2 separate regions of the Homo sapiens genome follow, and region 1 is linked to region 2. Evidence: chromatin loops called from intact Hi-C (ENCODE). Cell type or tissue: PC-9. All regions are shown on one strand. Links, peaks and the distances in the headings refer to the core of each region. The heading gives the core; the rest is flanking DNA. Region 1 overlaps LOC124902150 (a long non-coding RNA gene). Region 2 has its middle 70 kb from the start of GNE.

What was found. A loop is a pair of places that touch in the nucleus more often than their neighbours do. Peaks named below come from ENCODE experiments on the same cell type or tissue, not always from the same donor. Only the 100,000 strongest peaks of a DNase experiment are listed, where the experiment ranks them.
Region 1: a loop joins it to region 2, with 4 times the contacts of the local background. A loop is called at or near these places in 7 of 110 quality-filtered maps.

Annotation. Positions count from the first base shown.
Region 1 is chr9:36,273,781-36,284,006 of GRCh38, reverse strand. All of the region lies in intron 2 of LOC124902150 (a long non-coding RNA gene), which reads right to left. It also overlaps a transcript of GNE not described here. Among named protein-coding and RNA genes, the nearest start is that of GNE, 20 kb to the right of the region's middle. In PC-9, for the core only: no CTCF peak of the experiment used is centred there; DNase peaks (open chromatin) are centred at 2,786, 6,936 and 8,756; H3K4me3 peaks cover 3,338 bases; H3K27ac peaks cover 5,396 bases.
Region 2 is chr9:36,321,584-36,334,375 of GRCh38, reverse strand. No RefSeq gene overlaps it. Among named protein-coding and RNA genes, the nearest start is that of GNE, 70 kb to the right of the region's middle. In PC-9, for the core only: CTCF peaks have their summits at 5,181 and 5,382 (motif pointing right); DNase peaks (open chromatin) are centred at 5,395 and 6,205; H3K27ac peaks cover 932 bases.

The DNA.
Region 1 (10,226 bases), core at 2,116-10,115, 51 kb after region 2:
AATAAATAAATAAATAAATAAATAAATAAATAAGGTATATATGTTGTGCTGGGTGCAATGGTGGATGCCTGTAATCCTAGCACTTTGGGAGGTCAAGGCAGGTGGACTGTTTGAGCCCAGGAGTTTGAGACCAGCCTGAGCAACATAGTGAGACCCCATCTCTAAAAAAATACAAAAAATTAGCTGGGTGTGGTGACTCATGCCTGTACTCCCAGCTACTCAGGAGGCTGAGGTGGGAGGTTCGCTTGAGCCCTGAAGGCAGAGGTTGCAGTGAGCCGAGATTGTGCCACTGCACTCCAGCCTCGGCAACAGAGTGAGCCCTGTCATTAAGAAAAAAAAAAAAAAAAAAAAAACGGCCGGGCGCAGTGGCTCATGCCTGTAATCCCAGCACTTTGGGAGGCCGAGATGGGCGGATCACGAGATCAGGAGATCGAGACCATCCTGATGAACACGGTGAAACCCCATCTCTACTAAAAATACAAAAAATTAGCCGGGCGTGGCAAGCGCCTGTAGTCCCAGCTACTCGGGAGGCTGAGGCAGGAGAATGGCGTGAACCCAGGAGGCGGAGCTTGCAGTGAGCCGAGATCGCGCCACTGCACTCCAGCCTGGGAGACAAAGCGAGACTCCGTCTCAAAAACAACAACGACAACAACAACATCAAGGCTGAACTGACCTTTAGCACCAAAGAGACCACTCTGTCTCTCCTCTCTCAGGTTTAACTTTCTCATAAAAATCTTACCCCCAGCCCATTTTAACTTAACTCACAATATATGCCTGGCACTATGCAAGACTCTGGAAATGTGAAGAGGAACAAAATAGCTATGGCTGACCCCTAGTTGGCCACAGTTTATAGTCTACCAGAAATAGTTATCAAAGTGTGGTCTGGGGACCTCGGAGGAGGGAGGGAGAGTCTTGGAGCCCTTTTGGGGCTGTGTGTGAAGGCCAAACTACATTCCTGTATTCATAATAATATAGCCAGTTCTCTTTCTTCATGGTAGTTATGTTCTATAAAGTTGCTGTGAATGCTGAATAAGTGAATACTGAATTATTACTCTTAAGGGAAATACAGGGTTAGGTTCCTAAAGCCTCTGGTCATTTTTGTCAACCAACCAATACGTAACTTTGTTTTCTGTGTATTTCTATTTAAAGATACCTTAACATGAGAGGATGGTGGCATGTATGCCATCTCCCATTCATGTTCCTACTTCCCTGGAAGGCTGAGATGATTTCTTATGCCTTCCAGGTTCTGATGAGATTAGGGCTTTATGCTGTGGCCCCCTCAGAATAGAGCTGCAGAATACTAAAGCCCTTAGCTGCAGCTAAGAATGAGCTTCTCGAAAGGGCGTCCCATGGCTTGCCTTGCAGTTATCTGACCCCTCTTGTTTTGGTGTTGTCCTTTTGGTGAGTGGGACAAAGACCATAGGAGCTGGCACCTTGAGCCACTCTTCCTTTTGCTGTTTACGTAAGTGCCAAACAGTCTGATCTAAAAGTAGCCTGTTGTACCTTTCCGGTTCAACCAGGCAGGCCTTGTCCTTGCCCTCGTGTGTGCTCAACAAATAGGAAAGACCAAGAGGCAGGTATTAGATCAGCGTATTGCCTAGGCATTCTGCTCATTACTAGCCCATCTGACCCCTACATCTGCAGCCTGAAACCCAGTGATGAGAAAATTCTCCACGTTACAACCCTCATAAATGGCATTAACCTCTTCTAGAAGAAGATGGATTGCAAATGATTTTTAGATGTTCTTGTGGATAATACTTGCAGTATCTACACATTTAACGTTTGTTCATATTACCATCATTGCAGAACACAGGGGTAAAAAAGCTGCAAGTTGGAGAAGGAGTCTTTGCTTCTCCAAAGGAGACTTCTCTCCTCTTTTGCTCTCTCAGGAAAGAGGGGACTCTAAAGTAGTTCACTTAGGGGTGGACCATGCAACATGGCTAAAAATGAGGCCTGCCCAGAGACCAAGGCTTTTCACAACTTCCTCTGTCATTCTGTGAAACTTAGTCTTAAACAGATCAGGGTTTTGCCTGGCTAAAAACTGTATTCTCTACTTTATCTGAAGTGAAATGTATTTCTCCTGTTCCAGCCAGTGACCAATCCAACCATCTTATCCTGGAAAAAAAAAATAAATTGTAAGCATCCTCAAGATGCATTCACTTTCGAAGTTTTATTATTTACTGGCTCACAAAGTAATAATGTACACTGTAAAAAAGTGTGCAAGGCCGGGCTTGTGGTGGCTCACGCCTGTAATCCCAGCTCTTTGGGAGGCCAAGGTGGGTGGATCACGAGGTCAGGAGATCGAGACCATCCTGGCTAACATGGTGAAACCCTGACTCTACTAAAAATACAAAAATTAACAGGGCATGGTGGTGCGCACCTGTAGTCCCAGCTACTCAGGAGGCTGAGGCAGGAGAATCACTTGAACCTGAGAAGCAGAGGTTACAGTGAGCCAAGACTGCGCCACTGCACTCCAGCCTGGCAACAGAGCGAGACTCCGTCTCAGAAAAACAAAACAAAAAAAAGTGCAAAATACAAAAAGTAGAAATAAGCACACAGAAAAATCAGTCTCGCATCTACAAGGAGGCAACAACTGTTAATATTCTAAGATACTTCCCTTAAGTCCTTTATGTATTTTTTTCCTTTACACAAGCACAACTCTATATGCGATCTTGTGCTTAGCCTTTTGATTCACATCATTTCATATTTCTCCATGATTTCACATTGTAAATATCATGTTGACTAACTGCATAGCGATTTGTGGATGCATCAAAATTTACCTAACTCTTCCTCAAACATGTGGCACGTAGGTTAAGAAGCTTGTCACTCTTGACACAAGCTATCTGAATGAGTGACAGACGGTATGGTGTGGTTAAAATAGCAGTGACTTTGCAGTCACATTTTTTGACCCATGTTTGAGATCTGGGTCAGCCACTTGTAACTTGTTTGTGTGACTTTAGGCAAACCACTTAATTTCTCTGAGCCTCAATTCCTTTCCTGGTCTATAAAATAGGACAGGTAACTTCCACTTCACTGAGTTGTTCTAAGTCAGGAGTGGACAGACTATAGCTCAGCGGCCAATTCCAGGCCACTATCTGTTTTTGTAAAAAAAAGTCTCAAAGGCACACAGCCATCTCCATTCCTTTATACATCGTGTATGGCTGCTTTTGTACCACAAGGGCAGAGCAGAGAAGTTGTGACAGAGACATGGCCTGCAAAAATATCTGGCCCTCTATAGAAAAGATTTGATGACCCCTATTCTAAATAATGGACATGAAAGTAATTCTGTAGACAGAAAAAAGCCTAACCAAATGTGAAAGATTATTCATGGCAGAGCCTACAGTAGGTGCTCATTAAACATTTGTTCTAAGGATGTGTAGCTCAATGGAGAATTGTATTCACCAGAATCCCTGCAGAATGAGTCTCTGTTTAGGAGAAGCATGAAGGAGGAGGTGATTCAGAAGAGCATCAGGATGGGGTGAGAACCCTGTGCAAAGGGACAGAAAAGGAGATTTTTAACACCTGGGAAACTACAGGGACAAGGAGAACTGTGTGAAGATGTTTAGAAGCTTTCTGGATGATGCTCTGAATAAAACTCCTGTGCAGCCCAATTAAAGTAAACATCTACAGTAAACATCAACATGGTTCTTTAAGACTCAGAGCAAGACCAGTGTTTATTTAACTTCAACTCAATGTAGGGATTGGATCACAAGGAGTATAGCTTTCAAATAGATTATCAAATGGACAGAATAAAAATAACAGCTCAGGCTGGGCATGGCAGCTCACGCCTGTAATCCCAGCTCTTTGGGAGGTCAGGGCAGGAGGATCACTTGAGCCCAGGAGTTTGAGACCAACCTGGGCAACACAGTGAGACTTCATCTTTGTATTTTAAAATAAGCTAATTAATTAAATAAAAATAAAAATGTCTCTGGGCATGGTGGCTCACGCCTCTAATCCCAGCACTTTGGGAGGTTGAGGCAGGCGCATCACTTGAGGTCAGGAGTTTAAGACCAGCCTGGCCAACATGGTGAAACTCCATCTCTACTAAAAATACAAAAATTAGCTGGGCACGGTGGCATGTGCCTGTAGTCCCAGCTACTCAGGAGGCTGAGGCAGGAGAATCACTTGAACCCAGGAGGTGGAGGTTGCGATGAACCAAGATAACGCGTCACTGCCCTCCAGCCTGGGCGACAGAGTAAGACCTCCGTTTAAAAAAAAAAAAATCAGCCCTAATATTGAATTTACAATACAAAATTTTAATTATATGTGCTCCCATAAAGCACAATGAAGAACATCTTATTTATTAAAAAGAGGATAATATTTCACTGAGCAGGCTGGGCACAGTGGCTCATGCCTGTAATCTCAGCCCTTTGGGAGGCCAAGGAGGGCAGATTGCTTGAGCCCAGGAGCCTGAGCAACATGGCAAAACCTCATCTCTACAAAAAATACAAAAATTAACCAGGCGTGATGGTGGGCTCCTTTAATCCCGGTTACTCAGGAGGCTGAAGCACGAGAATTACTTGAAACCGGGAGGTGGAGGTTGCTGAGCCGAGATCGTGCCATTGCGCTCCAGCCTGGGCGACAGAGCAAGACTCTGTCTTAAAAAAACAAAAAACAGGCTGAGCAAGGTGGCTCATGCCTGTAATCCCAGCACTTTGGGAGGCTGAAGTGGGAGGATCACCTGAGGTCAGGAGTTCGAGACCAGCCTGGCCAACATGGCGAAACCCTGTCTCTACTAAAAATACGAAAATTAGCTGGGGTGGTGGTGCATGCCTGTGATCCCAGCTACTTGGGAGGCTGAGGCTGGAGAATCACTTGAACCTGGGAGGCGGGGGTTGCAGTGAGCTGAGATCGTGCCACTCTACTCCAGCCTGGGTGACAGAGTGATACTCTGTCTCAAAAAAATAAACAAAAATAAATAAATAAAAACAAAAAACAATTTTAAAAAATGGTAGTAAGGTCAGACTTTTGATCATATATTTTTTTGAGTTCCCTAGTGCTATTCTGCCAATTTTTTCTATTGGACAGCTTTTTCTCTCCCATTGCTGATTTGTAAGCTCTCAAGTGAGGTCCTATAGGCAGTCTATGGACAGTATATTAAATACTGGATATTTTTGTTTATTTATTTCTTGAGACAGTGTCTTGCCGTGTGGCCCAGGCTGCAGAGCAGTGGCAAGATCACAGTTCATTGCAGCCTCAAACTCCTGGACTCAAAGCAGTCCTCCCAGTTCAGCCTCCTGAGCAGCTGGGACTATAAGCATGTGCCACCAAGACCAGCTAATTAAAAAAAAATTCTTTTTGTAGAGATGGGTATCTAAATATGTTGCCCAGGCTGGTCTTGAATTCCTGGCCTCAAGTGATCCACCTGCCTTGGCCTTCCAAAGTGCTGGGACTATAGGTGTGAGCCACCATGCCTGGATATTTTTATTGGGAGGAGGGGATGTCTGTCAAGATTAACCAAGAGGAAGTGAAAAAGCATAACAATCATCCATGAAAACTGGCCAAGTGGTGCACACTTTTAGTTCCAGCTACTTGGGAGGCTGAGGCAGGAGGATCACTTGAGTCCAGGTCTAGCCTGGACAATACAGCAAGACCCCACCTCTAAAAAATACTATCCATGGATCCACTCCTTTATCTGCCTGAAAAAAGAAGGTCCTGCCCTGGCACACTTAGAAGTGTTCTCTCCTGCCTCTCTATAAAGACGGAGGAAGCGGAGAAGACAACTTTTTTTTTTTTTTTTAACAGAGTTTTTAGTTAAGAGAGAAAAAAGAGCAGACTGGATGTGAGGAAACAGATGGGAAGAAAGAGCAAAGAGCAGAGATTTAACAAAAAATGTTGTTGAGGGTTATGTATACCTTTAACATATTTGAAAAATATAAGGGCCAGGAGTGGTGGCTCATGCCTGTAATCCCAGCACTCTGGGAGGCCAAGGCGGGTGGATCACCTGAGGTCAACAGTTCAAGACCAGCCTGGCCAACATGGCAAAACCCTGTCTCTACTAAAAAATACAAAAACTAGCTGGGCGTGGTGGCACACACCTGTAATCCCAGCTACTCGGGAGGCTGAGGCTGGAGAATTGCTTGAACCCTGGAGGCAAAGGTTGTAGTGAGCTGAGATTGTGCCACTGCACTCCAGCCTGGGCGACAAGAGCAAGACACTGTCTCAAGAAGAAAAAAAAATAAAGAAAAATATAAGAAAAAAATGAGTTATTTTAGCATGGTGGCTCACACCTGTATTCCCAGCACTTTGGGAGGCCGAGGTGATAGGATTGCTTGAACCCAGGAGTTCGAGATGGGCCTGAGCAACATAGTGAGACCCAGTCTCTTTCAAATAAAATAAAATAGACTTCAGACCATGGTTGACTTCAAAATCTATAAACATACAATGGTTAACTAAGAATTTCTGTGCCTGTGGGGGATACCTTTTAGTATAGTTTCTCTTGAGTGGAATGTGAAGTTGTGTGGTAGATAAGGCTAGGCTGTTCCAGTGGTCAAATGAGCATTTACCAGTGAAATGGAGAGTTGTTTGATAAGTAGATCATTGGTCAGTATCCCTTGCTACCAATCTGGCTGTGAGAGTCCCTAAGCACCAAAAGCAAGACACGAGCAAGACTCCATCTCAAAAAAAAAAAAAAAAAAAAAAAAAAAAAAAAGAAAAGAATAGAAAAAAAAAGTTTAGAATTAGAATTACGTATGTGTGAAAACAATGTGAAAAAAGACTTTTGTAGATTTTTGAACTACAAAAAAGACTTTTGTAGATTTTAAGAAACTCAGAAGAAAACTTTTTCTAGTGGAAAGTAAAATTATTGGATGGAATGGGAAATCCAAAACAGGGAAGTAACACTCAGACGCTGACTGACCACCTACTTTCGAGCTACTGTCCAGGAATATGAGAAGAATTCAGAGCCACATTTTTTTTCTTCCTTTTCAGAGAGGTGGGGCTTACGATTTAGTCTGGAATTCAGATGCCTATTGGTGACTGCTCCGTGGCAGCTAAACCAAGAAAACAGCTGCTCTGCTCATTATTTCAAACCACACTAGGGTACAGAGCTCGTGCTTCGGGATGGAAACCTATGGTTATCTGCAGAGGGAGTCATGCTTTCAAGGACCTCATGTAAGTAATTCGGAATTCAATAGAGCTTTATTATTGAAATTGCAATCAGAAAAAAAGGGGGGAAAAAGGAAAATTACAAAGAGGAAGAGGAAAGCTTTGGTTTTAAATCTATCAAATCCATCATTTTTAAAGACTTTTTTACTGCTAACTCAGTTTAGTCATTCTGTGGCTGCTACTTGCTTCTCAGTTACTGTGCCAAAATTCAGGGTCTTTCTGCATCTCCAAACTGAAAGTTGAAATTGAACTCTTTTCTCCAGATTCCTGGCACTTTCATCAGATAAAGTGGGGTTCCTTTTACTTTTTGAGATCTCTGTTTCATAAATACAGTTTATTTCCAAAACATGCAAAGTTTAACTATTTTGTTTCCTTCCCTTTTGAAACATGGCATGTAGAGCTGCCTGATTTGTACTTCTTTTCCCTCAGTTATTTAACTATTGACTGATCACATGATTGGGGTGGGTGCATTTACTCCAAGTTAATTAGTATCTAAGTCAAATAAAAAGGAAATTATCATGTTTATCAATATATAAATGCGACATATAGTGTGCTATACTATAGTGTAGTTTATTAAACCTAATTTTTCATTGAGGCATATGGAAATCCAAATGTTTTAGGAAATCATCATCACAGTTCAATTAGGTGATTAAAATATATATTCAATTTAAAGATCATCTATAGTTAAGGAATGGCTTATACAAACGTGTGTGTGTGTGTGTGTTTAAAGACAGGATCTTGCTCTGTCACCCAGGCTGGATTGTAGTGGCATAATCATAGCTCACTGCAGCTTTCAACTCCTGGGCTCAAGGGATCCTCCTGCCTCAGCCTCCCAAGTAGTCAGGACTACAGACACAGACTACCATACCCGGCAAACTTTTAAATTTTTTGTAGAGACAAGGTCTTGCTGCGCTGCCCAGGCTGATCTCGAACTCCTGGGCTCAAGTGATGTTCCTGGCTTGGCCTTTCAAAGTGCTGAGATTACAGGCGTTGAGCCCCTGTACCTGGCCTTATAAAAACTTTTCAATCAGATGATATTATTCCTGCAATTATTGCCAACACAGTTTACTCCTAGCTGTATCACCAATGCATACTTTCTATCTGCCTTCTTCAATGAGAATTTATTATTTTTATTTTTTATTAGCACACTTAAATTGAAATTCAAGGTCAGACTTTCTGAGCTTCTAGCTGGAACTTGTAAGTTTTTTTCCTCGTGTCATCAATAAAATCTGCTTAGAAATGGTTGTTTCTAGTTATGAAAGTAATAGTTGTTCTACTCATCTCTCCATCCATTTTTTTTGTATAACTGACTTTAAAAATATGGCCTGAAATAATCATTTCATTCATTTGCCTAATGTTTGGTGGTTTCTATGGCCACACAAGCTCTGAAATACTCTATATGGCCTTTAAGTTATCTTCCAAGTTACTCTGCCACTTAATAATTCAATTATCTTTTCCAATATTCCTCAGTAAAACCTTTCTCCTGTCAGGCTGGTCTCCCCTGTATGCTATTCTCATGCCCATTTTATTGTCTTCAATCACATCATGTTCTCTCTTCCAGGAAATACTCTTTTAAAATGTAAAACTGATAGGGTTTTGTGGCACACTGAATGTGAGACAGAAAGGAGGTGCAGAGGTCAAGAATGCCTCCTAAGATCCTAGTAGGTGATAATACGATTCACTGAGAATTAGGACGGAAGAGAAAGCCCAGGTTTATAAGGAAGAAGAAAGCTCAATTTTGGACAAGCGGATTTGAAGTGCTTGTAGAACACATCCAAATAAAGATGTCCTATAAGTAGCTGAATATTTGGGTTTGGACTGAGAAGACTGGGATAGAAATTCACATCTAGGAATCATTTTAAATGATTGTGAAACCGGCCGGGTGCGGTGGCTCGCGCCTGTAATCTCAGCACTTTGGGAGGCCGAGTCCGGCGGATCACGAGGTCAGGAGATCAAGACCATCCTGGCTAACACAGTGAAACCCCGTCTCTACTAAAAATACAAAAAAAATTAGCCGGGCATGATGGCGGGTGCCTGTAGTCCCAGCTACGCGGGAGGCTGAGGCAGGAGAATGGCGTGAACCCGGGAGGCGGAGCTTGCAGTGAACAGAGATCGCGCCACGGCACTCCAGCCTGGGCGACAGAGCGAGACTCCGTCTCAAGAGAAAAAAAAAAAAAAAGAATGTGAAACCATGCAAGTGGTTGAAGTCATGCTGGAGATACACTAAAATGAGATATAAGGAAGACTACAGAATTCTAGAAAATACTTTTATTTAGGAGTTTGAGAAAGTATGAGTCAGAGAAGTTGGAAGTAGGCAGGAAATCAGGTGTCTTGCAAGCCCAGGATGTAAAATATCTCAAGAATAAGGCAGTGACCAACAGTGTGAAAAAGAAGGGGTTAAGAGAAGAGAAGCCAGAGGGCAGAGAAGACTAGGTACATGGGCAGTTGGAAAAAGAGGGTACGTGGCCAGGAAAGCACCGCTAAATATTTAACAAAGGTGTAAGAGCCTGACACAATGGCTCACATCTCTAACCCCAGCACTTCAGTAGGTTGAGGCAGGAGGATTGCTTGAGGCCAGGAGTTCAAGATCAGCCTGGGCAACATAGCGAGACCCTAGTTCTAAAAAAATTACAAATATTAGCCGGACATGGTGGCACATGCCTGTAGTCCTAGCTACTCAGGTGGCTGAGGGGAGAGGATAGCTTGAACCTAGGAAGTTGAGGCTGCAGTGAGCCATGATCCTGCCACTGCACTCCAGCCTGGGTGATAGAGTAAGACCCTGTCACACACACACACACACACACACACACACACACACACACACACACACAGTACCATAGACCGAAGCACCTGGGTTTCCGCAGAATTTTATGCCCCATTAAATTTAGTGATGTCTAACAGTCATTCAGTTGTCTAAGATTTAGACAGCTATTATGTGAAAAATACCATTAAAGAGTTCCAAATTGGCCGGACGCGATGGCTCACACCTGTAATCCCAGCACTTTGGGGGGCCGAGGCGGGTGGATCGACGTCAGGAGTTCAAGACCAGCCTGGCCAAGATGGTGAGACGCTGTCTCTACCAAAACTACAAAAGTTAGCCAGGTGCGGTGGCAGGTGCC
Region 2 (12,792 bases), core at 1,831-9,830:
ATCACATCACACAGCCAATGTTTCAGCTCTCTTGTACACTTTAATGAACTGGATGAACAAGGCCGTTCAATAAAGTGTAATTAGCCACATGATTTTAAATTTTGTGAGCCACATTAAAAACAGTTGAAATTATTTTTAATATTCAGTCCAATATGCCAAAATATTTCTACTGTAATATTAAGATACTTTATATTTTCTCATACCAAGTCTTTGAAATCCAGTGTGTATGTTACATTGATGATGCATCTCAGTTTGGACCAGCCACATTTCAAATGCTCAGTAGCCACACGTGCATAGTGGCCAAGTTAGATGGCACAGGTCTAGACCAGAACTATGCAGAGTTAACCTGGTTTCTAAAGAGTTGAACGTTACTCGTGAGATCCCAAGATGACTTTCTATTATTGTATGCCTTAACAAACTACAGTATGATTTTAAAACATTTTATTCTATATATAGTTGAATGTAACTTTTGTTGCTACAATACATTAGAAAATACTCATTTTTAAAGCAGTCTTAATTTCTCTGAAGCTGCCATAGATTCAAGAACAAAGCTCCTTGTTTGTCAGTAAATCTTCAGATATATTTGCTTGAATTCACAGCTATTTAAAATAATTGGGCCAGGCACAGTGGCTCCCGTCTGTAATCCCAGTACTTTGGAGGCCAAGGTGGGTGGATCACTTGAGGCCAGGAGTTCAAGACCAGCCTAGCCAACATGGTGAAACCCCATCTCTACTAAACATACAAAAAAAAAAAAAAAGGGCTGGGCATGGTGGCTCACGCCTGTAATCCCAACACTTTGGGAGGCCAAGGCAGGCGGATCATGCGGTCAAGAGATCGAGACCATCCTGGCAAACATGGTGAAACCCTGTCTCTACTAAAAATATAAAAATTTGCTGGGTGTGGTGGCGCATGTCTGTAGTCCCAGCTACTTGGGAGGCTGAGGCAGGAGAATCATTTGAACCCAGGAGGTAGAGGTTGCAGTGAGCTGAGATCGCACCACTGCACTCCAGCCTGGTGACCCAGCGAGACTCCATCTCAAAAAAAAGAAAAAGCCGGGCGAGGTAGCAGATGCCTACTGTAATCCCAGCTACTCGGGAGGCTGAGGCAGGAGAATCACTTGAACCCAGGAGGCAGAGGTTGCAGTGAGCCAAGATCATGTCACTGCACTCCAGTCTGGGCAACAGAGTGAGACTCCGTCTCAAAAAAAAAAATAATTTGATCCTCATAAAATTCAGCATTCCAAAGAATTGGGGGTAGGAAACTTGAGCCCCACTTTGAGATGGGGTGGATTCCTCTTGAGATACTCTACAGCACACATACTCTTGACCTTTTCATGTATCTCTGTCTCCTAATTTGGCAGGAAATATAGGAAAAGGAACAAGGGAAAAACATAGTGACAGCCAGGAATATTGAATGTCACCTTATAATCTGAAAATATGTGGTAGAATTAGTTTGGATGTTTTCCCACTATATAGAAGAAGTGACTTGTTCAGGAAGAAGAAATCCACATCCCCTTCAAATGTCTAGTTCTTGGTCTACACATGGGAACAATACATGGTGACTGGTTAATAACCAATGGTCCACACCTAGGAGTCTGCCAGGACCCACTAGTCTGGCTAAATAAGGTGGTTATTGTATATCTTCTGGTGAAGAGTTCTCCAGTTGGGTGTGGTGGCTCACACCTGTAATCTCAGCACTTTGAGAGGCTGAGTCTGGCTGATGGCTTGAGCTCAGGAGTTTGAGACCAGGCTGGTCAACATGGCGAAACCTCATCTCTACAAAAAATACCAAAAAAAAAAAAAAAGCCGGACGTGATGGTGCACATCTGTAGTCCAGGCTACTAGGGAGGCTGAGGCAGGAGAATTGCCTGAGCCCAGGAGGTGGAGGCTGCAGTGAGCTCTGATCATGCCACTGCACTCCAGCCTGGATGACAGAGTGAGGCCCTGTCTTTAAAAAAAAAAAAATTCTCCAAATGTGTGCTGAGGCAGATTTCTGATAGTTCAAACTTAACCCTAGTATGATAGACATTTCTGTAGTCAGTGTAAGCAGTATGGTATCCAGACATCCTAATTGGCTCTTTTTCTCCTTTTCTGCTTTTGGACATCAGTACTAAACTTAAGCTGAATCAGAGGAAAATAACAACTCATCTACCAAAATAAGGCCGGTCCCCTTGCCAATAAAAAATGTGTCACTATCCATGGTGATTCACACTCAGAATGCCCCAGCCTTGATGCCATTAAAGAGGAAAATAGGTCACATTTACTCTAATTCCAGAAGATCTACAGGAAACTGGGACCATCTCTCTGATCCAAGCTACTAAATTTTAGTTAGGGAAACAAATCAGGAAAAAGAGCTCACGTTCAGTTATTCTTGTTCAACACACACAAAGAGAGGTCCAGGTCCTTGCTAAGGAATATTCACAACCTAACTCAGCTCCGCGAGCTTTTATTGAGCACCAGCTTATGCCAGGCAGCTTTGAAATCAGGTCTTTAGTGTATTCATTTCTTAGTGCTGCCATAACAAGTTACCACAAATGTGATGGCTTAAAGCAAAGTTATTCTCTCATAGTTGAGGCCACAAGTTAAAAGTCAAGATGTTGGCAGAGTTGGTTTTCTGTGATGGCTCTGGGGGAGAATTCATTCCATGCCTTTCCTAGTTTCTGATGGCTGCTAGCAACCCTTGGCTTATCTTGGCTTGTAGACATAACTCCAATCTCTGCTTCTGTCTTCACATGGCCACCTCCCACGTGTGTATCTTCTTCAGCTGGGTGGAAGTTCCCATGCCTCTACATAGATGTCAGCAATAAGATCGGCTGTAGGGATACTTGAAAGAAAAGCCCAATTCAGGCCGGGTACGGTGGCTCATCCCTGAAATCCCAGCATTTTGGGAGGCCGAGGCAAGCAGATCACCTGAGGTTGGGAGTTTGAGACCAGCCTGACCAACATGGAGAAATCCCATCTCTACTAAAAATACAAAATTAGTCAGGCATCGTGGCACATGCCTGTAATCCCAGCTACTCGGGAGGCTGAGGTAGGAGAATCACTTGAGCCCGGGAGGTGGAGGTTGTGATGACCAAGATTGTGCCATTGCACTCCAGCCTGGGCAACAAGAGCGAAAACCCCTCTCAAAAAATAGCCAGATTTGTTTCAACTCAATAAATCATTTGGATCTGTTCCAACAAATGAACTTGAGACTTCAGAATGTCTCATCATAAAGGATGGCCAAAATAATTTGGCCTAGAAAATGTTAACAAAGCTCACTCATTCCTGCAGTCAAAGATAAACCTCAGTCATGCTCTCACAGATTGATTTAGAGTAGCACTGCTTCCTGGTAGGTCCATGAAGATAAATTCACTATGAAATGTATCATCAGATAGATGAGCTTAAAGGGAATAGGAAGCCTACAACCTGTGTCCCACATGGAGAATCAAAATCTAGTGAACCTTGAAGACATGCTAAGTGAAAGCAGCCAGACACAAAAGGCCACTTATTGTATGATTCTGTTTATTTTTATTTTATTATTTTTTGAGACAGAGTCTCGCTCTGTCGCCCAGGCTGGAGTGCAGTGGCGCGATCTCTGCTCACTGCAAGCTCCGCCTCCCGGGTTCACGCCACTCTCCTGCCTCAGCCTCCCTAGTAGCTGGGATTACAGGCGTCGCCACCACACCCAGCTAATTTTTTGTATTTTTAGTAGAGACAGGGTTTCACCGTGTTAGCCAGGATGGTCTCGATCTCCTGACCTTGTGATCTGCTAGCCTCGGCCTCCCAAAGTGCTGGGATTACAGGCGTGAGCCACCGTGCCTGGCCTGTATGATTCTGTTTATATGAAATGTTAAGAATTGGCAACTCTACAGAGAAAGTATTAATAGATCAGTGGTAGACTAGAGCTGAGGGGATGGTGGAGTTGAGGGTGATAATGAAAGGCTATAAAGTTTATTTGGGGGGTAATGAAAATGTTCTAAAATTGATTATGGTGATGGATGACAACTCCAAGTATACTGGAAGCCACTGAATTGTACACAGTAAGTGGATCAATTGTATGGTGCAATTATCTATAATTGAACTGTGTCTTAATAAAGCTGCTTTTAAAAAGTACGATGACATATACCCACCAGAAAATATCTATAATTAGAAAGATTAACAATACCATATGTTGGTGAGGATGTGAAGCAAACTGAAATTCTCATCTGCTGTTGATGGTAATATAAATTGGAACAACCAATTTAGACAACTGGTTGGCATTGTCTACTAAAGTTCATGCGCTATAACCCAGTCATTCTTCTTCTAGGTATATTCCTAATAAAATGCATGCATATGGGCACCAAAAGGCATGTACAATAATGTTCATAGCAGGCTATAAAAGCCCAACCCTGGAAACAATCCAAATGTTTATCGACCATAGGACTGATGATAAATTATGGTTGAGCTTTACAATGGTTTTTATACAGCAAAGAGAAAACCAACTACACCAAGCAACATGGGTAAATGTTGCTAATGTATTGAATAAGATCCAAAAGAACACACTCTTGTGTCTTATTCAATATACTTGTGAGAATATTCTTACAAATTGTTCCAGTCATAGAAATATCAACAAGCAGAATTGATCTGTGATGTGAGAAGACGTGACCGTGATTACCCTAGCCAGGCAGTCGTGACCTACAGGAGTTCAGGGCATGAGGAGGCATCTGGGCTGTCAGTCATTTTTTATTTGTTGATCTACGTGCTTGGTTACACAAATGGTTCAATTTGAGAAATTCATTGTTCAATCTTCTGTATCATTTTATAAACTTTTTTTTTTGAGTTTTGCTCTTGTTGCCCAGGCTGAAGTGCAGTGGCGCGATCTCGACTCACTGCAGTGTCCGCCTTCCAGGTTCAAGTGATTCTCCTGCCTCAGCCTCCCAAGTAGCTGGAACTACAGGCATGCGCCACCATGCCCGGCTAATTTTTTTTTGTATTTTTAGTAGAGACAGGGTTTCTCCATGTTGGTTGGTCAGGCTGGTTTCGAATTCCTCAGGTGATCTGCCCGCCTCGGACTCCCAAAGTGCTGAGATTACAGGCATGAGCCACCGCACCCGGCTATAAATTTCATTAAAAAAATAAGTGGTAGACCCCACTCTGTGACACTTTATAGAAGTACAGCTGTACAATGCAAGGGCAGATGAATTTTTATCATCTTAAATGACAGCTTTATCAATATCCCTAATGCTGTACTACATAAAACCTAAACAAGTCCTCCATATCACTTTCCTCATCCCAAAACATGTTTTTAACTTGCTTTTTAAGTAAAAAAGTATCAGAGCAGCAATATTTCTATTAGAATATTGCCACTATGCTAGTAAAGTATTTATGCATGACATTTACACCAGGAGGCGCTGTTGTTCAAAACCAAGTTCCAAATACAGTACAAGCTTCTTAATGCACAGGTCAGGACTGACACGGTTATAAACAGTTAATGTGCTTTCATATTGCTTTTATTCGTGGAAAGCATACATTAGAAATCTGCCTGCCAGAATAGTCCAGGATCGCTACAGCTTACAACCTCATTCCTTCTTGAGCAATGTTGTGTTTATTCCCTGCAGAGTGGGGCTTCTAAAAGTTTATGTGGTTTTTGAATATTTAATAACGGATTTTTTTTTTCTGGTTGTATTCTTTTTTTTTCTTTTGAGACAGAGTCTCATTCTGTCGCCCAGGCTGGAGTGCAGTGGTATGATCTCAGCTCACTGCAAACTCCACCTCCCGGGTTCAAGTGATTCTCCTGCCTCAGCCTCCCGAGTAGCTGGGATTACAGGCACCCACTATGACACCCGGCTAATTTTTGTATTTTTAGTAGAGACAGGGTTTCACCATGTTGGACAGGCTGGTCTCGAACTCCTGACCTCAAGTGATCCGCCCGCCTCAGCCTCCCAAAGTGCTGGGATTACAGGCGTGAGGCACCGTGCCTAGCTTTGGTTGCATTCCAAAATGCAAATTTGTTTAGCTTTAAAATCAAGCCTCCTCTGTGCTGAACAAGACTGATTGCTGCATATGAATTCCACTCCCATGCTCCTTCCACAGTGCCATAGGTACGGTTGAGACTGGAGCTACCATGTCGGCCGAGGCCTGCCTCTCCCAACCACAGGTTTGCCAGTGGCTTCCTAAATGTCAGGTCTAATAAACACGTTCCAGTCTTTGTGCTGCTGGACTGCTCTGTGGTGTGAGACTCTCTGCATATCGAGGTGTGGAGGCCTGGCAGGGACAGGCCAGAGGAAGGCTGCTGCGGCTCCCATGACTCGCCCTTTGGCTGTCATGTGATACTCCTCTCACTAAATCCTCAGTGTTGCTCTCTGAGTTCTTTCTCCTGAGTTTCTTTTTCTCTGGCCCACCCGTTCCCATCAGGGCTCACCAGGATATGACCCTCACCATTTTCCCATTCTGCGCACTCTTCCTGGAGCTAGTGCATCCTCTCCTACTTGCATCAGCAACCTTTTTACAGTTCCCCTAACACAGAGATTCCTATCTCCAGTCCCACTTCTCCTTGTGTTTCCTGCTAAACATCTCCTCCTGAAGTTATCCTCCTGAATATCCTGTAGGCCAAGTTGTCCAACCCATGGCCCGCGGGCCCACATGCAGCCCGGGACAGCTTTGAATGTGGCCCAACACAAATTCCTTATCTTTCTTAAAACATGAGATTTTTTGGCAATTTTTTTTCAGCTCATCAGCTATCATTAGTGATAGAGTTTTATGTGCGGCCCAGAAAAGCCAAAAGATTGGACACCCCAGCTGTAGGCACTCAAACTCAACATATCCAAATATGGACTCTTCAAACTTCCCCGCAAACACATTTCTTCTCCTGTACTGCCTGGCTCCATTGCTGGCCTACCATTCACCGGATACCCTAGCCAGAAACAGGAGGGTCATCCTTGACTCTTTCATCTTCTGCCTCCCCAACGCCTAGTGAACGGTCCTTTCCTCTCCCTTTCCTCCACAGCCCTAGTTCAGGCCCCATCATCTCCTGCCTTTCCACGATCTCGCTTCCTGCTTTGTACCCCTCACTTTCATATTCAGACCTCTGCACAGCCTCCAGAGGGAATCACTCAAATACAACCTGATCGTGGCCCCTTTACCCCCGACTCCCACCCATAGCTCCAAACCCTTAAATGGCTCTCCCCTGCCACAGGACAAAGTCCAATCTTATTAGATGCTCCCCTTCGCAACAAGAGCCTTCTTAACCTGCTCCTGATGATGGCTCCAGCCTTGGCTGCCAGGACTCCCTTGCCCGGCATACTACACTCTGGCAGCGTCAGCCTGTTCCCAGTTCCCCGAGACACACTGGGCCCCACATTCCCCTCTGCCTGGAAGTCCTCTTCCTCCCTCCTCTGTCTTCTCCCCTGACTCAATTCTGGTATCCCCTCCTCCAGGAAACCTTTCCTGAATCTTATAAGCCAGGGAGCAAGACGCTCTACACCCTCCTCCTGTTGTGAGCTTGCCAAGTTCTCATTTTTTCCCTTCCCTGGGTGGAAAGGTGTGCTTTCCACTAACCTGCAAGCATCTTGTGCTGGCACTGACTCATGCCTTTACCTCTAGAGCCCAGCACAGGGCCTGGCACATAGCAGGGGTTGAATAAATGCGTGTGTGTGTGTGTGTGTGTGTGTGTGTGTGTGTGTGTGTGTATGTGACAGAGTCTCGCTGTGTCACCCAGGCTGAAGTTCAGTGGCGCAATCTCGGCTCACTGTAACCTCTGCCTCCCAGGCTCAAGCGATTCTCCTGCCTCAGCCTCCCAAGTAGCTGGAATTACAGGTGCACACCACCACCGCCTGGCTAATTTTTGTATTTTTAGTAGAGATGGGTTTCACCATGTTGGCCAGGCTGGTCTCAAACTCCTGACCTCAAGCGATCTGCCTGCCTCGGCCTCCCAAAGTGCTGGGATTACAGGCTTGAGCCACTGCAGGCCAAATAAATGTTTCTTGAATGAAGGAGTGGAGAATAACACTTGGGCTCGAACTGGTTAGGGGGCTGGTGGGAACAGTCCCGTAAGGAGTGAATATTAGAGGAGCAGGTTTTGAGAAGAGTAAGGAAGGAGAGCAGAGTACCCATGAGTGAGGAGGACTGGACTTCACGTGCTGGGAGGTGCCCAGGGCACACGCAAGGGCAGATGTCCAACAGACAAGCTGGATGACCAGACTTAGAGCTCTAGAGAGAAGCCTGGGCAACTGGGTGTTAGCGTGTAATTGTGGCAGCTAAGACAAGGCTGACTTCAGGAGGCCTCAGAAGGAAGCCTCCTTTTTTAAGAGAGGACTACCCCTTTTACTACTAGAGGAAGATTCCTCCCTTCCAGATTAGATCCAGGGTGAAGGCCTTCTTGGGAAAGGCCTCAGGGGCTGTCGAGGGCCTCCAGACAGGTGAGGAGCCACCTGTGCCATCCCAGGGCTGCCTGGGGGCCTTGGGCCAACAACACCTTCTTCAGGACCCTGGGCCTGCTGAGCTGGGCAGGGCTCCTCTCAGCTCTGAGTGATGCACTGCGGAGGCCTGGCAGAGACAGGCCAGAGGAAGGCTGCCGCGGCTCCCATGACTTGCCCAATTCTGGGTGAACCACCTTCCTGGTCTTGTGTATCTAATGAATTAGGTTCAAGTCAGTCATTATTAATCCAGACAGAGTTGACAGCCACCCCGACATACCGCACGCACACAGAAACTGCAACCAGCAACAAGCCCTGGCCCGTGCACAGAACTCAGATGACATCAGCTCCTCGACCGTCCAGGGTCCATGGGGCCCATTGTCCAGAGAGGGCATCGCCTGTCCCACAGGGACTGGCTCATCGAGACTCTTCCTAGGAATCTACCACCCAAACCTGACTTGGAACCAAAGGCCATGCTGGAGGGAAATGCCCCAGAGTCTCATCTCACAAAGATGTGGACGGAAGCTCAGGCCCAGGCAGCCCCAGAGTCTCATCTCACAAAGATGTGGACGGAAACCCAGGCCCAGGCAGCTATTTCTTGAAGCTCCTCAGTGCACTCGGTGAATTGCACAATAAGTAGCCGTAGGGGCTGCTTGGACAAAATGGCTGTGATGAGAGAAAAAGCAGGAAGCTGGCAGAAGTTGTAGGCACAAAGCTGCTGTCACAGCAATCCACCCGTAGGAAGTCCCTGGCCGACCTCACAGGGGCTCGCTCCCTGCTGCTGATCTGCAACGCTAGTTCCGCTTCCGGGCTATCGGCGCAGCTCATAATGACTCTATCCGCTGAGGCCCTCGGGAGTGGGGCCAGGTCAGCGTCCATTTTGTATGACATGACGTGCCCCCTGTGCCCATGGGTGTGCCTTCTCTAGGATTTTGGAACTGAGGGAGGAAGAAAAGAACAGTGATGGCCAGGCGTGGTGGCTCAGGCCTGTAATCGCAGCACTTTGGGAGGCTGAGGCCAGGAGATCGAGATCAGCCTGGCCAACATGGCGAAACCCCGTCTCTACTAAAAATAACAAAAATTAGCTGGGCGTGGTGGCAGGCACCTGTAGTCCCAGCTACTCGGGAGGCTGAGGCAGGAGAATCGCTTGAACCTGGGTGGCAGAGGTTGCAGTGAGCTGAGATCGCACCACTGCACTCCAGCCTGGGTGACAGAGCGAGACTCTATCTCAAAAAAAAAAAAAACCAGGAAAAAAACAAAACAAAAAAAACCAGTAACCGTAGTGGCCACCTTTTCCTGCCGCAAGGCCTAGAGGAGCAGAGAGAGCCTGACTGCAGGAAAAGAGAAGAACAGAGCAGAGACGGAGAGGAGCAGAGAGGGAAGCAGAGCACCCCGATGGAGCATGACCAATGGTCCCTGGTCGTGTCCTACCTGGACCTCAGCTCTCAAGCTCCATGAGACACCCGTGGATCCTTAGGACGAATTCCCCAAGTTTTGGTTTTTATTTTTGAGACAGGGTCTTGCTCCTAGGCTCAAGTCATTGTCCCACTTCAGCCTCCCAAGTAGCTGGAACCACAGGTTTGTGCCACCACTCCCGGCTAATTTTTTAAATTTTTTGTAGAGACAAGAGGTCTCATTATGTTGCTCAGGTTGGCCTCAAACTCCTGAGCTCTAGCAATCTGCCCGCCTCATCCTCCCAAAGTGCTAGGATTACAGGGGTGAGCCACCGCGCCCAGCCAGTTCCCCATGTTTTGACTTGGTAACATAACTCCAATTCGTTGAGAATCCTTATTAACACCAGAGACGTGCCACTAATTAGCAGCGTGTCCATGGGTCATTTGTGTAACCTCTTCAGGCATCATTTCCTCATCTAGCATGTGGGGATACGAAGATACTTCGCAGGATCAAAGGGACGCAAATAACTGAGTGAGAATGAAAGTGCCAACTACGGTATACCCACATGGCAGGCTCATTAACCAACAGCTTTCCTGTGTGAAGACACCTCCAAAGGTCTGGAGAGAAGGTCCTGGAATCATTCACGTATTAATGATACGTGGTTGAAACTCAGCACTGAATGAAAAATCGATTATTTTGCCCTCTAGAGCATTCAGTTTCTTCTAAATCAAAAGAAGCAATATTGTCTTCCGGACTAAGTTCTTGGGTTTACAAATCTAGACATTTTGTCTAATGAACATTTTTCATTGCCTACCAGTAACCATCCCCATTCCTCAAGGCAAATTATCCAATAAAGATAGAGAGCACAAGTCTTTTTTTTTTTTTTTTTTTTTTTTGAGACCAAGTTTCATTCTTGTCACCCAGGCTGGAGTGCACTGGCATGATCTCAGCTCACTGCAACCTCTGCCTCCCTGGTTCAAGCAATTCTCCTGCCTCAGCCTCCTGAGTAGCTGGGATTACAAGTGTGCACCATCATGCCCGGCTAATTTTTGTATTTTTAGTAGAGACAGGGTTTCACCACATTGGCCAGGCTGGTCTTGAACTCCTGACCTCAAGTCATCCACCTGCCTCGGCCTCCCAAAGTGCTGGGATTACAGGTGTGAGCCACCATACCCAGCCAGAGAAACCTTTTTTTTTTTTTTTTTGAGACAGGGTCTTCGCTCTGTCACCCAGGCTGGAGTGCAGTGGTGCAATCTCAACTCACTGCAACCTCCGCCTCCTGGGTTCAAGTGATTCTCCTGCCTCAGCCTCCTGAGTAGCTGGGATCACAGGCACCTGCCAGCATGCCCAGCTAATTTTTGTATGTTTAGTAGAGACGGGGTTTCACCATGTGGGCCAGGCTGGTCTTGAACTCCTGACCTCAGGTGATCCACCTGCCTTGGCCTCCCAAAGTGCTGGGATTACAGGCGTGAGCCACCGCGCCCAGTGGAGTCTTTTTTTTTTTTTTTTTTTTTAAGATGAGGCTCTATGTTATCCAGGCTGGTCTCAAACTCCTGGGCTAAGGGATCTTCCCACCTCATCCTCCTAGGTAGCTAGGATTACAGGCACACGCCATGGCACTCAGCTTTGAAGCCTTTTATAACCTATAGTAACCTTATAACCTAATTGTGGAAGTGACTTGCCATCCCTTTGCTATATTCTTTGGTCGCACAGGCCAATCCTGGTGCACTGTGGGAAGGGACTGCCTAAGGGTGTGGATATCAAGAGGCTGGGATCCCTGGGGCCATCTTGGATGCTGCCTACTACAGAGAATACGTTTCAAGATTTCCTATCAAAATATCCCTGAGGGCAGAGGGGAATGACTGTGAATGGACTCTGCAGGGCCTGCAGGTTTGGCACCAACAGCAAATAGCTCACTACAATGGAGAAATGCCCAGCCAATTTATCCTCTCTTAAGTACATAATAATTACATTACATCCCCGTTACACCAGAAGGTTTAAGTAAATGTGATGCTTTCGGAGCCCTGTGACATACATTGGGTAGGCCCAGTGCTCAACTTCTAGTTTGAAGAGCAGGGCAGGGGAACTTGTTTGGAGACTGGTTAGAGGTCTAGGAAGGCCAAAGTGACAATTGCTTATGAGAATTGGCAACTACAATGCCTGAGGCATTTTTGTTTTTTAACTTATTTTAAGTTCAGGGGTACACGTGCAGGTTTGTTATATAGGTAAACTTGTGTCATGGGGGTTTGTTGTACAGATTATTTTGTCACCCAGACATTAAGTCTTGTATCTATTAGTTATTTTTCCTGACCCTCTCCCTCCTCCCACCCTTCACATCCTGACAGGCCCCAGTGTGTGTTGTTCCCCTCTATGTGTCCTCATCATTTAGCTCCCACTTATAAGTGAGAACATGAGGTATTTGATTTTCTGTTCCTGCATTAGTGTGCTAAAGATAATGGCCTTCAGTTCCATCCATGTTCCTGCAAAGGATATAATCTCATTCTTTTTGATGGCTGCATAGTATTCCATGGTGTATAGGTACCACATTTTCTCTATCCATCTACCACTGATGGGCATTTGGGTTGATTCCGTGTCTTTCCGATTGTGAATAGTGCTGCAATGAACGTATGTGTGCATGTGTCTTTATAATAGAACAATTTGTATTCCTTTGAGTATATACCCAGTAATAGGATTGCTGGGTCGAATTGTATTTCTGTTTTTAGGTCTTTGAAGACTCACCACACTGTCTTCCACAATGGTTGAACTAATTTACACTCCCACCAACAGTGTAAAAGCATTCACTTTTCTCTTCAACCTTGCCAGCTTCTGTTCTTTTTTGGCTTTTTAACAGCCATTCTGACTGGTGTGAGATGGTGTCTTATCATGTTTTTTATTTCAGTTTCTTTAATGATCAGTGATGTTGATTTTTTTTCATATGATTCTTGGCCACATGTATGTCTTCTTTTGAAAAGTGTCTGTTCATATCCTTTGCCCACTTTTTAATGGGGTTGTCTTTTTCTTAT